3 separate regions of the Homo sapiens genome follow, and all the other regions are linked to region 3. The links are chromatin loops, found by intact Hi-C in ENCODE. Cell type or tissue: OCI-LY7. All regions are shown on one strand.

Region 1 (5,000 bases), 88 kb before region 3:
AATAAGAGTAAGTTCGTTCCCTTTCAAACTGTATTCGTCATTCTGCCTGCTGACTCTATTTCGGTTGGCTTGGTCGAGGACTGGTGGCTGATTAATGTTCAATGACCCACGGGGACAGCCCAGGCCGACAGTTCCTCAAGACCCTGCAGGTCAACGTTTCGCAACTTCCCAAGCCTCTCCCTGCTCCAGAACGAGCCTGACTCCGCTCCCAGTTTTTCCGGTAATCTCCTCACCGCTCCGCTGCTGCATTTTACGCACGCCCTCCAGGGAGCGGTCCTCGGCGTCCAGCTCTCAGGATGTGGAGAGCTGCAAATAGCACCGACAGCTGCAGCTGGAGGTAGCCGCCCGGGAAGCCAGCCAGCTGCTGCCACCACAGGGGCCAGGGCCGGCCGCGGGCCTCCGCACGCCCTTGTGAGCAGCTCAGCGGAACCCTCGACGAGGCGGGCCGACTCGCCAGTGCAAATTACGGCTTTTATTTCCTTCTGGGTGCACACGTGGGGAGGGAGGGAGCTTGGGGAAGGAGAGTGTGCGCCCTTCAACGTTTGCCACTTCTCTTCAAAACTGCCTGGGAAGTAGGTCGGCACCAATAGTCACCTCATTTGCACAAACAGGGACACTGAGGTGAAGGAAGTGACTGCACCGCCTGAACAGAGCCGAGTGACAGGGAAGCAGGAATCCATCCAGTCTCTGTGCTCCTGGAGCCTGGCCTTTTCCTTCCGGTTTTCTTAGTGCTTTTACAGTATCTCCTGACCATTTCCCCCCTGCTACGTGCAGAAGACTCACCTTCTCTGGCCACACTCCTCAACGAGAAAATATGAGGATTACTTACAGAGCCCCACTGGAAATTTGTCTTTAAAGAAGGAAGCCTAGGCCGGGTGTCGTGGCTCACGCCTGTAATCCCAGCACTTTGGGAGGCCGAGGTGGGCAGATCTCCTGAGGTCAGGAATTCGAGACCAGCCTGGCCAACAAGGTGAAACTCTGTCTCTACTAAAAATACAAAAATTAGCTGGGTGTGGTGATGCACACCTGTAATCCCAGTTACTCGGGAGGCTGAGACAGGAGAATCACTTGAACTGGTGGGGCGGAGGTTGCAGTGAGCCGAGATATCGCCCCACTGCACTCAAGCCTGGGGGACAGAGGGAGACTGTCTCAAAAAAAAAAAAAAAAAAGGGCCGGGCGCGGTGGCTCACGCCTGTAATCCCAGCACTTTGGGAGGCCGAGGCGGGCAGATCACTTGAGCTCAGGAGTTCAAGACCAGCCTGGCCAATATGGTGAAACCCCCTCTCTACTAAAAATAAAAAATTAGCTGGGCGTGGAGGCAGGCGCCTGTAATCCCAGCTACTTGGGAGGCTAAGACAGAGTGGGACTCTGTCAAAAAAAAAAAAAAAAAGATTCAGACATGAGACCGTGAAACTGACTACAGTCACTATTGCACTGTTTATAGATGTTGCCAGACAGAAAGCCCCAAAGCAGCAGCAGCATAGTACCTTCCTAACACTTGGATTGGGAAATCTAGATTTTAGTAAAATAACTGGTGATACTTACAGAAGAAATGTTGGAGTTAGAGTATGCCATCAAAAAAAAAAAAGGAATCCTAGCCTGAAAGGTATTTAAAAATGCATTCCCTTGCCCTGCCACACACAGCGGGGAACAGGGATGGGGCCCCAGTCCGTGTGCAAACCCAGGCACACCTTCCCCAAAGGGAAGTGGAAAGGTGACAGGAGGGAAGCTGAAGCAAGGATGTCTTGTTCTTCCTGACGGTGTCCCGCATTTGCTGAGTGGGTGCACTCTTGCATGGGTGTAAGTTCTGCAGGACACAGGCGGCTCTCCAGGCAGCACTGACGGGGCTGATGCTTGGCACTTTGGGGCCTATTCTTCCACGAGGACATGGATTCGCTTCCTTGGGGTTCAGCCTGGTGTGGAAAGGAGTACCGGACCCGCTCAACGCCGCAGAAACTGGGACCCTGAGCACACACCCTAGGTCCAGTCTCCTATGGGAAATGGCCTGACAGGGTATGGGACAGAGCGGCCACTGCTTCCTCTGAGCGAGACAAACTTCTCTCCTGAGGCTATAGGGCTGAATGAAGAAAGTAGACTGCTGAGGTAGGCCCCATTCCCCTGATGATCAGGCAGGGTCCCGGGGGAGCTTCTCAGGGCAGTTTTAGCTCCTCTCTCAGCTTTTAATGCAAAAAAGAGAGACAAAACCTGATTGAGAAATGAGCGTAGAGCAGCAGAGCTGTACACAGGAAACTGGTGCAAATGACCGTGACATTGTAGTGTATTTTCATCTTTCTTCTTTTCATTTTTGTTCTGCAACAAAAAATTGTAATGTTTATAGTTTAAATGTTAAGAATTTAGCTGGTGGGCCAGATGCAATGGTTCACACCTATCATCCCAGAACCTTGGGAGGCTGAGGTGGGAGGATTGCTTGAGGCTAGGAGTTTGAGACCAGCCTGGGCAACAAAGTCAGATCTCCATCTCTACAAAAATTTTTTTGAAAAATAGCTGGGCATGATGGTGCACGCCTGTAGTCCCAGCTACTCAGGAGGCTGAGGTTGGAGGATCGTTTGAGCTCAGAAGTTCGAGGTTGCAGTGAGCTATGATCAGGCCACTGCACTCCAGCCTGGGCAACAGAGCAAGACTGTCAAAACAACAACAACAAAATAATTCAGCTGGTATTCAGTAACACATGATACTTAAGTGGTCTGCCTAAAAAAATAAAATAAAATAAAAATACAACCTTTTTAAACAAACAACCCATACAGGTTGACAGGTCAACACTGAAGACTATGAAATCACAAGATTTGCAGTGAATGAGAAGCACAATTATATTCTTCTTCTTTTTCAGTTAAATTTGAAACACGCTTCAGCAAATATGTATGTGTCTTCCAGGTGGATGTTGCATTTCAGGTTTCCTTTCTGTTGCCTACAGTGCTTTAAGTCTGCTAGAAATTCCCTTGAGAGAGAAGGAGATGTTAATGCAGAATATTAAGTCCTCTGCCTATCACATCCATAAAGCCACGCCTACCTCTCTCCCAGGGGCATGAGAAATTGCTTTCGCGTGCTATTTGGAGAGGCCTTGGCGTCCAGAAACAAAGAAAACCAAGAAACAAAGAAAAGTGATACAAACCAATGCCCTCAAGACATAAGATAAGGAAGTACAAAGACCTAAAGAAGCACTGAGTTTTAAGTCACTGGTTTTAAAAAATAATTCAAGTTAAAGCTTTGGAGTCACTGCATTTGTGACGACTCTCACTTGACCACTTGCTAGTATGGGTATCCTTGGGCAAGTACCCAGCCTCCTGTGCCTCAATTTCTCCATTTGTCAAATGGGCACAACAATCCTACTGACTTTATAAGGTTTCACTGGTATGTGTGAGAATTTAATAAAATAATCCATGGAAAATGCCTGCCATTATGCTTGGCATTTGGTGACAGCTTAATAAATCGTTAGCTATTGCTTTCTTTTCTTTTTCTTTTTTTTTTTTTTTTTTTTTTTGAGATGGGATCTCGCCATGTTGCCCAGGCTGGTCTTGAATTCCTGATCTCAAGGAATTTCTTGAATTCTGAACATTGGAATCATCCAGGGGATTGATGCCTGGGTTCACCCAATGGATTCTGATTGACTTGGTCTGGGTGTGGCTTGGGCTTTGGAAGTTTTAAAAGCATTCCTGGGGATTCTTAATGCTCAGCCAAGTTTGGAAACTAATGCTTTTTGGTGTCACCCTAACCAAAAAGGCAAAGCAGATGTTTATAGTTTAGATCAAATTAAGGCAGTATGTATTTTGAGCTAATAATTTGACTCACTTTACTGCATTAACCACTCAAATTAGCCAAACAACTATTTTTTTCACTGAATTTATAAGTTTTGGCTGATTTGACTAATAAATTAAGCAAAAAGTTTGATTCCTTAAAATCATATGGCCACAAGCTCAAGTAAATTAAATTCATTGGGAACCAGCTATGATTGTAGGTATTTTGAACCATTATGATACATTAGGTATGCATTATTTATTTTATTTTTATTTTTATTTTCATTTTTGAGATGGAGTCTCTCTCTATTGCCCAGGCTGGAGTGCAATGGCGCGATCTCAGCTTACTGCAACCTCTGCCTCCCAGGTTCAAGTGATTCTCACTGCCTTAGCTTCCTGAGTAGCTGGGATTACAGACACGCACCACCACGCCTGGCTAATTTTTGTATTTTTAGTAGAGATGGGGTTTCACCATGTTGGCCAGGCTGGTCTCCTGACCTCGTGATCCGCCCACCTCAGCCTCCCAAAGTGCTGGGATTACAGGTGTGAGCCACCACGCCTGGCCTTAGGTAATGGATATTCCATTAACATGCTGATAGTTTTAGATTTATTTGATCAGTTCATCCAGTACAAACTTGATTCTTCAAACTAATATAGCTACAGTCTAAAGGAAATTGAATTTGTTGGGGACCACCTAGGCTTTTCAGTGTAATTTAGAATATAAATTACTATAGGAATACGCATTATTTTATTCCTGCACATTTGCCAACAAAGTGGATGTTAAATCAAAATGCTATTGTTGGAATGAAACTGATGCTGCCTTGTCCTTTGATCTCATTCTGGGGACTTTTGAAGGTGTGTAGGCTGCTATTGGATTTGTACAGCACTATTGGTTTATTACTAACCACCTCTTTTAAAAATTAATGAGCCTGTTGGTTAACTTAGTGCTTCAGGTCACACTGATCCATCAGATGAATCACAAGTGAGGTAGCACTCTCAGGCTCTATCAACTTCCTGCCAACATTTTCCGTTAGAGGCATGAAATGCTAGATTAGAAAAAGGCCCTGGCCCTTGTTGCCCAGAGTTCTGCATCTGGCCACGGACCTGGGGCATCAGGTGCCACTTTAACTAGTTGAGCAGAGCAAACCTTTCTGCGATGTATCCATAGTTGGACAAAACAGAAGCAACCACTTGTCTCCAGACTCTAAAATATAAAACAGTAATCGGGCAATTATATGTGTATGGTTT
Region 2 (5,000 bases), 200 kb before region 3:
TTAAACAGCATCTTTTGGTCATCTGTTGGCCAGTACTGCGCACATTTAACCGATTCTTTCTCCACAATGCGGTTCAGCACAACAACTGCTTTGGTCTTCTGCTGCCAAACCGTAAGCCAGAAATGGCAGCACATGTTAGGAAGTGGACCCGGTGTTAAGATGTAACTCCTTCGTGCCTCTTCTATGTCAACTAAGCTGGCATTAATATAATCATTCTCAGTATTCTGCAGTTTAACACGACTGTGATCATATGGGCTTACATCTCTGTATCTATTTCGATTTCTGTTTTCTGGAAACTTGGCCACTCTATGAAGATAGTCATGGGACTCATTTCGAATTTCCAAGTACGGCAGCTGCCAGCGATGCTGAGCATCCAACTCCTTGAACTCCCGCTCAATGATGGTGGGCATGGCTGGGACAAATAGTGAATCTTAAGAGAAATGGAAGAGTGAGGTTGGCTCCTAAGCTGGACAGACACTCAATGTGGTTTATTATAGTCAATCATTACTCAAGGAAGTTGTATATATTCTATTCATATATATATTTGGTAAATTTCTAATTACCATACCCCTATGAAGTCATTACCATACTCCTATAAAGTATTATCTTCATTATAAAGTGAAGAGAGTGAGGCTGAGAGAAGTTAAATTATGTGCCCAAGGTCATGGCTAGTGAATGAGCAAACTTGGTTTCAAAGTCAGGTCTGTCTGGCTCCCAAGCCACCAGTCTTTTACGTTACCACATTGTCTTAGTCTGGGCTCTCCCGAAAGCAAAGCCTGTACAAACAACTTGGAGGTAGGTAGGGAGTTTATTTGGGAATGTGACACCAAGGAATAGACTGTGATAAGACAGAAGAATGACCCCCCGGAAGGAGAGAAAGCCAACCCAAGGGTCCCTTTCAAATTGGCAACCATTATGAATATCTGCTACTTGATCCTGTGGGAGCTTCTGAGGAACCTTTTAACATGCATCTCAGAATTGGCCACCCTGGGCTAAAAATGAGACAAGCATTTTTTCTATGAGCTCCTGTCCCTCAGTGGTCAGGGCAAGCTTACAGGCCTTAACTGTCCTGCATTTCCAGATTGTCCATATCTGAGTGCCAAGTGGTTCCCATGGGACTCCTGTGTCACAGCTCCAATGTAGCCCTGGGGCCAGAAACTAGGGGCAGAGGCCAAAAGCAGGTGCTGTGAGGTTGCATCCGCACAAGGTAGAAGAAGCCCACAGAGACCTGGGTACCATAGCAGTGTTTGAAATAAGAGGTGAAATTGAGAACACGTGATATATTGCTCAGAATGTTTAGAGACACATGACCAGTTACAATGAGAGAGTGGAATGAGAATCTTCAATGTCTCATCATGCATTCATTCATTCATTTATCCATTCAGTCACCAACGAATGCTGGGTAGTATATGAAGTGATAGAAGAATTAAAATGGGTCTAGCTGAGTCTCAGATACGACAGAAAAGAAAATAGACAATATGATAGTGTGTGCTAAGTGCTTCAATAGAAGTATACAAAAAGGTAGTAAAAGTATCGAAGAGAGATACCCAGTGTATTCTGTGTGTGGACAGAGAGGGGGTGTGGGGAGAAGGGAGGTCATTTTCCTAGAGCTTAGTCTTGAAAGATAAATAGAAGTCAGCCAACTGAGGAGAAATATGAGCATCAACTCTATATTCAAATTAAATTTTAGTATTTCAATATTAAATTTCCTAAGTATGATCCTTGTGGTTATGTAAGAGAGTGTCCTATTTTTAGGAGATACTTGCTGAAAAATTTAAGAGTAAAGTGTCATAATGTCTGCAACTTACTCTCAAATGATTCAGCAAAGTAAATATTTGGGGATGGGGAAAAGCAAGTGAACACAAATGTAGCAAAATGTTAATAACTGGTGAATATAACTAAAGGATATGTGTGTGTTTATTGCACTAATCTTACAACTTTTTTAAATTTTCTGAAATAAAAAAAGGAGAGGAGAAAATTAATTGAGGGCCATGGGCAGGGGTTGGGGAGGAGCAGTCTGGGATGGGCTTGTGAGAGGGACACCAATACCTGAGGACGCTTGGGGCATTTTTAAAATTGCAGCGATTGGCCAGGTGCAGTGGCTCACACCTGGAATCCCAGCACTTTGGAGGCCAAGGCAGGAGGATCGTTTGAGACCAGTCTGGGCAACAGAGCAAGACCCCGTCTCTACAGAAAATACAATATTAAATAGCCAGGCATGGTGGCACATGGCTGTGGTCCCAGCTACTCAGGAGGCTGACGTGGGAGGATTGCTTAAGCCCAGGAGTTTGAGGCTGCAATGAACTATGATCGCACCACTGCACTCCAGCCTGGGCAACAGAGCAAGACCCTGTCTCTAAGAAAAGTAAATAAATTGCAGTGGTTAGTGGGACACCATGGGACATAAATGCTCATGATAGAGAAGCAACAAAAATGAGACAAGAAAAGGGAGTGATCTGTGCTAGAGTGTTGGGCTGCATCCTAGAGGCCTGGGTGACATTGAATAATTTCATGCATCTTTTGTGTTTAAATGGTCACTTTAGCAGCAGTTTAATGAGAATGGATTAGAAAAGGCCAAAACTGTGGCAAGAAGTTTAGTTTTTATGTTATGGTATTTAAGGTTACAGGTTCTATAGGCCTACCGGAAAATGGTGCCAAGATAAAGTGAAGACAGCTTTGAAACTGCAGAGGGCAGAAGAGTCAACAGGACTTGGCAATCCCCTATACTCAGTGAGTTCCTAAGATGGACTTGGTTCAGTTCAGTGATGAGCCTTTTAAACCCCAAAGAGAAGGAAGACTTGCGGAGGAAAAAAATTAGTTTTAGAATGTATTTAACCATGAAATAATGAATTAAGGTGCTTAGTTTATACATCAGGGGTTTATTTATCTTTTATCACCATAACTAGTACTGCTTGCATTATAGTAGGTATTCGATAAAATTTTTTAAACTGTGTTTAGAAATCATGATAGTAGATGGTAAAATGCTTTCTTCAGTTGCTGATACTCGGGGGAAATATGTTGTATATTTTAATGTTTTCTCCCTGAGGGCTAAGCATTTGGTGAACATCTGTCTCCTAACACCTGTTGGGCTGGTTTACCTGGCAATCTAAAGTGAACATGTGCCAGGGTAGTGCCACTTAAAGTACCTTCACTTTTTAGAATCTATCAGATGTGTTTAGAATCAGTTTTGTCTTCCACCAGCTAGTTTTCTCAGTTTAGAAAGTACATGTATTTCTACTTCTTAGTAAATGTAATATATGACACATGAATTTAAAGAACGTACAAAGTAGGAAACATTTATATTTCATACAACTTGAATTTTCAAATGCAAAAATTTCCTCTTGGGAGTGAGTCTTATGTTTTGGAGCAGGAATGACAGAACAGATATGGTACCAAAGCCAAGCTCACCTAGATATTGCAGACACACAGGCAAAAGAGGAGGTGGCCCGAGTGTGTCATCCGAGGGTCCCTCGGCATGGGAGCAGTTCCTCTGGTGGGTAGTGAACTGAGCAAAGAGGCAAATGAATGATAGGTAGTTACACAGAGAGAATCCCTACATTAAGGAAGTACGACAAACACGAGGACTCGATTTAGATTCTATGTCTAAGAGCCTTCCTTTGACATCCCTCCCCACCATGTCAGGGAGGATATGTACTCTCATTCCATTCAGTCGTTAGCACTGCTCACACTGGTAATAGCTTCTCGTTGTCTGCTTTCCTCTTTGGACTTTAGATAGCCCCTTGAAAGCCACCCACCTTTGTGTTCCCAGTGTTTAGATTGGTCCCTAGCACAATGTCAGTGTTCTGTAACTTTTACATACATGAATGAACAAATGGACAAATGAACATACATGACTTCCTAAAAGGATGTCATAGCTCCTGATAGTCATGACAGCACTAGTATTAACCTTTGTTTTGTAATGAGTTTCAATTTAATGTTAAGGAAAATATAGGATTTTAAAAACTAGTACACACACATACACATATTCCAGAGTCTTTCTAGTGAGTTTGAATATTAATTTATAAAAGAATCTAACATCACATGCTTTAAAAAATAGTGTTTGTGGCCAGGTGTGGTGGCTCATGCCTGTAACCCCAGCACTTTGGGAGGCTGAGGCAGGCGGATTACTTGGGGTCAGGAGTTCCAGACCAGCCTGGCCAACATGGCAAAACCCCGTCTCTACTAAAAATACAAAAATTAGCCAGGCGTGATGGCGGGCGCCTGCAATCCCAGGTACTCGGGAAGCTGAGGCAGGAGAATTGCTTGAACCCGAGAGGCGGAGGTTGCAGTGAGTCGAGATCATGCCACTGCATTCCAGCCTGGCGTGCAGGCTGAGATGGAGCAAGACTCCATCTCAAAAAAAAAAAAACAAACAATTAGTGTTTGTGCCAGGCACAGTGGCTCATGCCCGTAATCCCAGTACTTTGGGAGGCCGAAGCAGGAGGGTCTGTTGAGGCCAGGAGTTCAAGACTAGCCCGGGCAACATAGTGAAGCCCTGTCCCTACACACACACACACAAAAAGTACAAAAATTACTCAGACATGGTGGCCTGCACCTGTAGTCCCAGCTACTCAGGAGGCTGATGCAGGAGGACCACTTGAGCCCAAGAGCTGCAGTGAGCTGTGATTGTGTACTGCTCTCAGCCTGGGCAACAGCGTGAGAATCTGTTTATTACTCTGAACACTATCACTATTACTGTAAGAGTGATAGAGTTTATTACTAAGTTGTTGTTTTAGAATCTGTCAAATACAGAGATGCTGCCCCAATCTGGTCAGACATTCGTATTTATTTATTTATTCAGACAGCATCTCACTCTGTCACCTAGGCTGGAGTTCAGTGGCTCAATTACGGCTCACTGCACCCTTGACCTCCTGGACCCAAGCGAGCACCTGAGTAGCTGGGACCACAGGTGTATACCAGCATGACCAGCTATTTTTCTTATTTTTTGTAGAGATGGGGTCTCACTCTGTTGCCCAGGCTGGTGTTGAACTCCTGGGCAC
Region 3 (5,000 bases):
TATGTGCCACCACATGCTGCTAATTTTTGTAGTTTTTGTAGAGATGAGGTTTTGCCATGTGGCCCAGGCTAGTCTCAAACTCCTGGGCTCAAGTGATCTGCCCAGTTCAGCCTCCCAAAGTGCTGAGATTACAGGCATGAGCCACCATGCCTGGCTGCGTGTATATATTGCAATTTTTTTTTTTTTAACTCTGTGCATGTATCATTTTAAAAACTTCTTTAAAAACCTGCCGTCTTAAATCCTAGCACAGGGTCCACCTGGTTCTACCTCATAAAGCTGTGCAGAACACCTCTAATCTTTCTTCTGTAACAGCATGCATTTGCAAACTTCTACCATGGGCCCTTTATATCCCGTCTTCTACAGGTTAAACAAACACAGTTCTTTACATCAATGCTTCCGTCCCTGGCCATCTGGTCTCCTGTCCCCTCCAGACCCAAAACCATGGGCTGGGCTGCAGCAAAATGAGGGTGTACTCAGTGCACTGAGGCCCATGTACCATGAGAGATGGTGAGTGATATCAGGGAGAGGAACATCTGCAGAGGCAGCGCTGCCCTGGGAGGCCCTGTCCCAAGCAGTAGTGGGAGCATCTGGAAGGGGTGAATAGGGAGTGTGGGCTGGGCTGGGCTGGGCTGGGATGGAAGGGAGGCTAAGCATGCAGACACCAGCTTTGCTAAGCTGCGCAGTGCATAAGGGTCCCCCTAAAGGGACTAGTTTGCTAGAATAAAAGAGAAAAACCAGAATCTCCTACATTTACATGGCTACTTTATAATTCTCAAGGCATTTTTTACAAACTGCATTACATTTGTTACTTATCACAGTGCTTTAAGTTAGGTATTCAGGAATTATTTTTCTCATTTCAGGAGAAAGCCTTGGCCGGAGTTTAAGGATTTGGGGCTGGGCACAGTGGCTCGTGCCTGTAATCCTAGCACTTTGGGAGGCCAAGGCAGGAGGATCACTTGAGGCCAAGAGTTTGAGACCAGCCTGAGCAACATAGTGAGACTCTCATTTCTAAAAATAAAAAAGTTAGGCCTGGCACAGTGGCTCATGCCTATAATCCCAGCAGTTTGGGAAGCTGAATCAAGAGGATCACTTGAGGCCAGGAGTTTGAGCCCAGCCTGGTCAACATAGTGAGACTTTATCACTACAAAAAGTTTTTATTTATTTATTTTTTTTGAGACAGGGTCTCGATTCATCACTTAGGCTGGAGTGGAGTGTGCAATCACAGCTCACAGCTCACAGCAGCCTCGACCTCCTGGGTTCAAGCCATCCTCCCACCTCAGCCTCCTGAGTAGCTGGGACTACAGGCATACACCACCATGTCTGGCTAAATTTTTGTACTTTTTGTAGAGACAGGGTTTCGCCATGTTGCCCAGGCTGGTCTCTAGCTCCTGGGCTCAAGCAATCTGCCTGCCTCAGCCTCCCAGAGGCCTGGAACTACAGGCGTGAGCCGCTGCTCTTGGCCATTTTTAATTTAAGAGACAGAGTCTCGCTTTGTTACCCAGGCTGGAGTGCAGTACCCTTACTGCAGCCTTGAACTACTGGGCTCAAGCCATCCTCCCACCTCAGCCTCTCAAGTAGCTGGGACTACAGGTGTGTGTCCCCATGCCCAGCTGACTGAGCTACCACCATGCCACTGCATGCCAGTTGTGACAAAGTGAGACCCTGTCTCTAAAAAATAATTAAATAAAATGTTTAATGGTGTTCTGGGTCCTTACTTCATGGACACTTTCCACTATGCAGCCTGCCACTGATTTCATGTAAAGGCAAAACCAAAAGAGATCCTTTGCTAAATTATCCCAAGTCTTACAATATGGAGATTGGAAAATGTTTTCTATCGAGATAGAGGAAACTGACTGGATGATTTTGCCAGATCATCATGCACATTGGTGAGTTCCAAGGCCCCACCTCCACCCCATAAGACCCTAGGTTAGGCAGGAACACTGGGGGACCCCTTTGTCTCCATTGGCCACACCTGGGCCTGCCTCTACCAAAGGGTAAGAGACCAGTTAAGCTTCTCATGTTGGGGAAAGACAAGTCCCCTCCCTATGGCTGCATAGAAGGAGTTCAGTGTATCCTTAGGGCCGGGGGCATCTGTGGCCTGGGCTTTATACCTTGAGGAATCTCTGTTCTGCAGGGTCTAGATGCTCAGAGTGGCAGCTGAGAGGCAGGAAGGAAGAGGTAAAGAGGGCCACTGGCAGCCCTGGTTACAAAATTCGGGTATCAGGTGCCCCCAGCCAGCCTAGGATATGCAAGTCGCCCAGGCCTGGCTCTTCCTGCAGTCGGCACACGTTCGGGAGGCTGCTTGTCAGCCTCTAGTAACTTTATTTTCCTCTTTTAGGATGCTCTCCCTGGCCATTTTAACCTAATGGATCAGGATAAACAAGTTAGGGAAGCAGAAGGAAGAGCACATAGGAGCATTTCCTTGCAGGCTGGAGTACTAGGGTCCCCCAGGGAATAAGAAAAGGGCTTCTCTTCTTGCTCATAGGAAAATACATTTTACTAGATGAGATACTCTCTGGTGTTCTGAACTGGCAAACACTGGGCCAGGGAGAAAGGAGGCCAGGAGAGGAAGGTGGAGAGGTTTCTGCTGGAATTTGGGCCTTCGGGCCACTCGCTGATAGATCTGGTTGCAGGGGGCGATATTTAAAATGTTTAACAGGCGGGCCTGACCCATCAGACCTGTCACCGCAGGGCCTCCAGAGTCAGCTCCCGGAGGCCCCCTGCTGGGCCATATATGCCCCCGTTTGGTTGCAGGATGGTGGGGAGGTGTGGGGGCTCCAGGGGAGGGGCCAGGGCCTGGGCTGCTTACCACCCAGTGTGGAAGCATTTCTATGTGAGCACAAGGTGTGGCTGCAGCCCTTCACAGCAGCTGAATGTCAGCCCTGGTGGGGTTAGCAGCCGGTGGTCCTGCTGGCCTCTCAGGTTGCCTGGCACTCCCTATATGCTTATTCCAAATCATGCCAGCCTCATGCAGATCCCGGGCAGAATTGCAAACAAAAGACTTGTTTGCAGAATTGCAAAATTCTCCCATCCAGAGCCAGGCCATGCACAAATGTCCCAGTGTATGGTGGGGTGGCCTCTTTGCCTGCAGTAACTCGTGCAATTCTGACATGAGGAGCAAGCAGTTCTTGCTTTATCAGGAGGAATCTTCCTCTCCCTTTATCACCCTCTGGTTCCAGGATACCGTGTACATTTCCGCCCCCATCGCCGTGCAGCTGGAACACACTGTCAGAATGAATGCCTCATTGCATCAGGAATCCAGAGCTCTTCGTCTGTAAAACAGGAGGGGTGGGCTTCCAGAACCACTAACAGATGTCTAAGTGAAAAAAACTCCACACCTGCCCAACCGCCAGCTTCCTTTCTCATTCTTGAGGGCTCCCAGTAACAAGACATTAGAAAAATGTGTTGTGCGAGCTGCGGTTTCCACTTTCCCTGAAGCCTAGCTATCTAATCTCCTGGGAGTGAGAAATCAGGCAGCGAATTGTCTAAGATGGGAGGCAAGAGGTGCCATAGGAGGCCATGTACATGTTGCCCAGGAGGCCTGGTCGCCCAGGACGCCTGCTTCTGCAAACCCAATCGGGGATGACAGCATGGGCTGGCCAAGGCGGGTCTTGACAGAGAAGCCCATGAAAATCCCTGCTGGTTGTCTTAGTCTGAAAACTTCTGCTCTGATGACGCTTGACATGGCAAAGCTTTATTTCATTATTTTTATGTTTATACATATTATTTTTTGCCCTTTATTTTTCCTTTTTGAGACAGAGTCTCCCTCTTTCTCCCAGGTTGGAATGCAGTGGCGCAATCTCCACTCACTGCAACCTCCACTTCCCAGGTTCAAGCAATTCTTGTGTCTCAGTCTCCTGAGTAGCTGGGGTTACAGGCGCACACCACTACACTATTTTTTTTTTTTTTTTTTTTTTGGTATTTTTAGTAGAGATAGGTTTCACCATGTTTGCCAGGCTGGTCTGGAACTCCCGGCCTCAAGTTATCTGCCCTCCTCAGCCTCCCAAAATGCTGGGATTACAGGCGTGAGCCACTGTGCCCGGCCTATTTCTACATATTATTTTTACTTCTAATCCACATATATAGTTTTAAAATTCAGATATTTACAAGCTTTAGTAAAAATTCATAGCCTTGTAGCCTCCTGCCCCCCCATTCTTGCCTTCAGGTACTGCTGCCCAGAGTCAGCCACTGTCTATGACTCCTGGTATTTGCAGCAATCATTCCAAATGATGTGCTTATAGAGTTGTATCTTTCTAAAGCTTAGAAATGATCTCCTGACTTACTGGAAGATGAAGAGGTAGCTTTTTCCTCCTCCCCCCAGGACGTGCTTCTTCCTCACTAAGGAACAGAGTTCCTGTATTTCTATCTATTTTACATGCATGCCTTTGATTATAAGGTTTGCCATTATTTTATGAGGCACTACAAAAGAAGAGAAGTGCAAGTAAAGTAACTATGATGCAACACTTTCTCATCACATTGACTAAAAAATGTGTTCTGATTTCCAAAATGTTAAAATGGGAAAAATATGTGCATTTTAGAATATTACAAATTACAGGACAGCACATCTTCTGATAAAATCCCTGGTCAGTATTTGTATTATTTTGCCTATGTAAATATTGTCTGCAGTGTACTGCGTTTACATTTCTGCTCATGTATATCTTTTCTCCTCGGGAGTTAATAATTGCCTTGTCTTTTTTAATTCATAGGGTTTTTTTTTTTTTTGGCATTTATGAGTAATTCATTCCCAAGCTCTCCTCAGTGTGGTGAACACACTAGTAATCTTGCCATTGCATTTCTCTTCCTGTGCAGACGTCCTCCGGGAACTATCCTTCTGCTTCAAACTCAGGCTGGTTTCTCCTCAGGTCCACTATAGTTACAGCCCAGATTTCAGCGTCCTCCTGGAAATCATTTTTCCTTCTCTCCTGTGTTAGATTCCCTGTTTCCTAGAGCTTGTATCTTTTTCTTGGTTAATTCTTTGTTTTGTTGGAGCACATCCTCTA

What was found. Hi-C counts contacts between places; a loop is a spot of excess contacts. Peaks named below come from ENCODE experiments on the same cell type or tissue, not always from the same donor. Only the 100,000 strongest peaks of a DNase experiment are listed, where the experiment ranks them.
Region 1: a loop joins it to region 3, with 5 times the contacts of the local background. A loop is called at or near these places in 7 of 110 quality-filtered maps.
Region 2: a loop joins it to region 3, with 5 times the contacts of the local background. A loop is called at or near these places in 8 of 110 quality-filtered maps.

The regions. Positions count from the first base shown.
Region 1 is chr13:30,441,192-30,446,191 of GRCh38, reverse strand. LOC107984577 (a long non-coding RNA gene) reads right to left here and starts at 447. Exons shown (of 2, transcript XR_001749803.2): 1 at 1-447. RefSeq lists enhancers at 86-265, 1-560 and a silencer at 1,027-1,218. In OCI-LY7, no CTCF peak of the experiment used is centred here; DNase peaks (open chromatin) are centred at 391, 2,141, 2,501, 3,011 and 3 weaker places; H3K4me3 peaks cover 4,712 bases; H3K27ac peaks cover 5,000 bases.
Region 2 is chr13:30,549,081-30,554,080 of GRCh38, reverse strand. It overlaps a transcript of HMGB1 not described here and the pseudogene PTPN2P2. Among named protein-coding and RNA genes, the nearest start is that of USPL1, 66 kb to the left of the region's middle. In OCI-LY7, CTCF peaks have their summits at 2,486 and 2,693; a DNase peak (open chromatin) is centred at 2,700.
Region 3 is chr13:30,353,253-30,358,252 of GRCh38, reverse strand. The region is part of intron 4 of LINC00426 (long intergenic non-protein coding RNA 426); the gene reads left to right. Among named protein-coding and RNA genes, the nearest start is that of LINC00426, 18 kb to the left of the region's middle. In OCI-LY7, CTCF peaks have their summits at 2,506 and 2,709 (motif pointing left); DNase peaks (open chromatin) are centred at 2,195, 2,722 and 3,302; H3K4me3 peaks cover 2,025 bases; H3K27ac peaks cover 3,437 bases.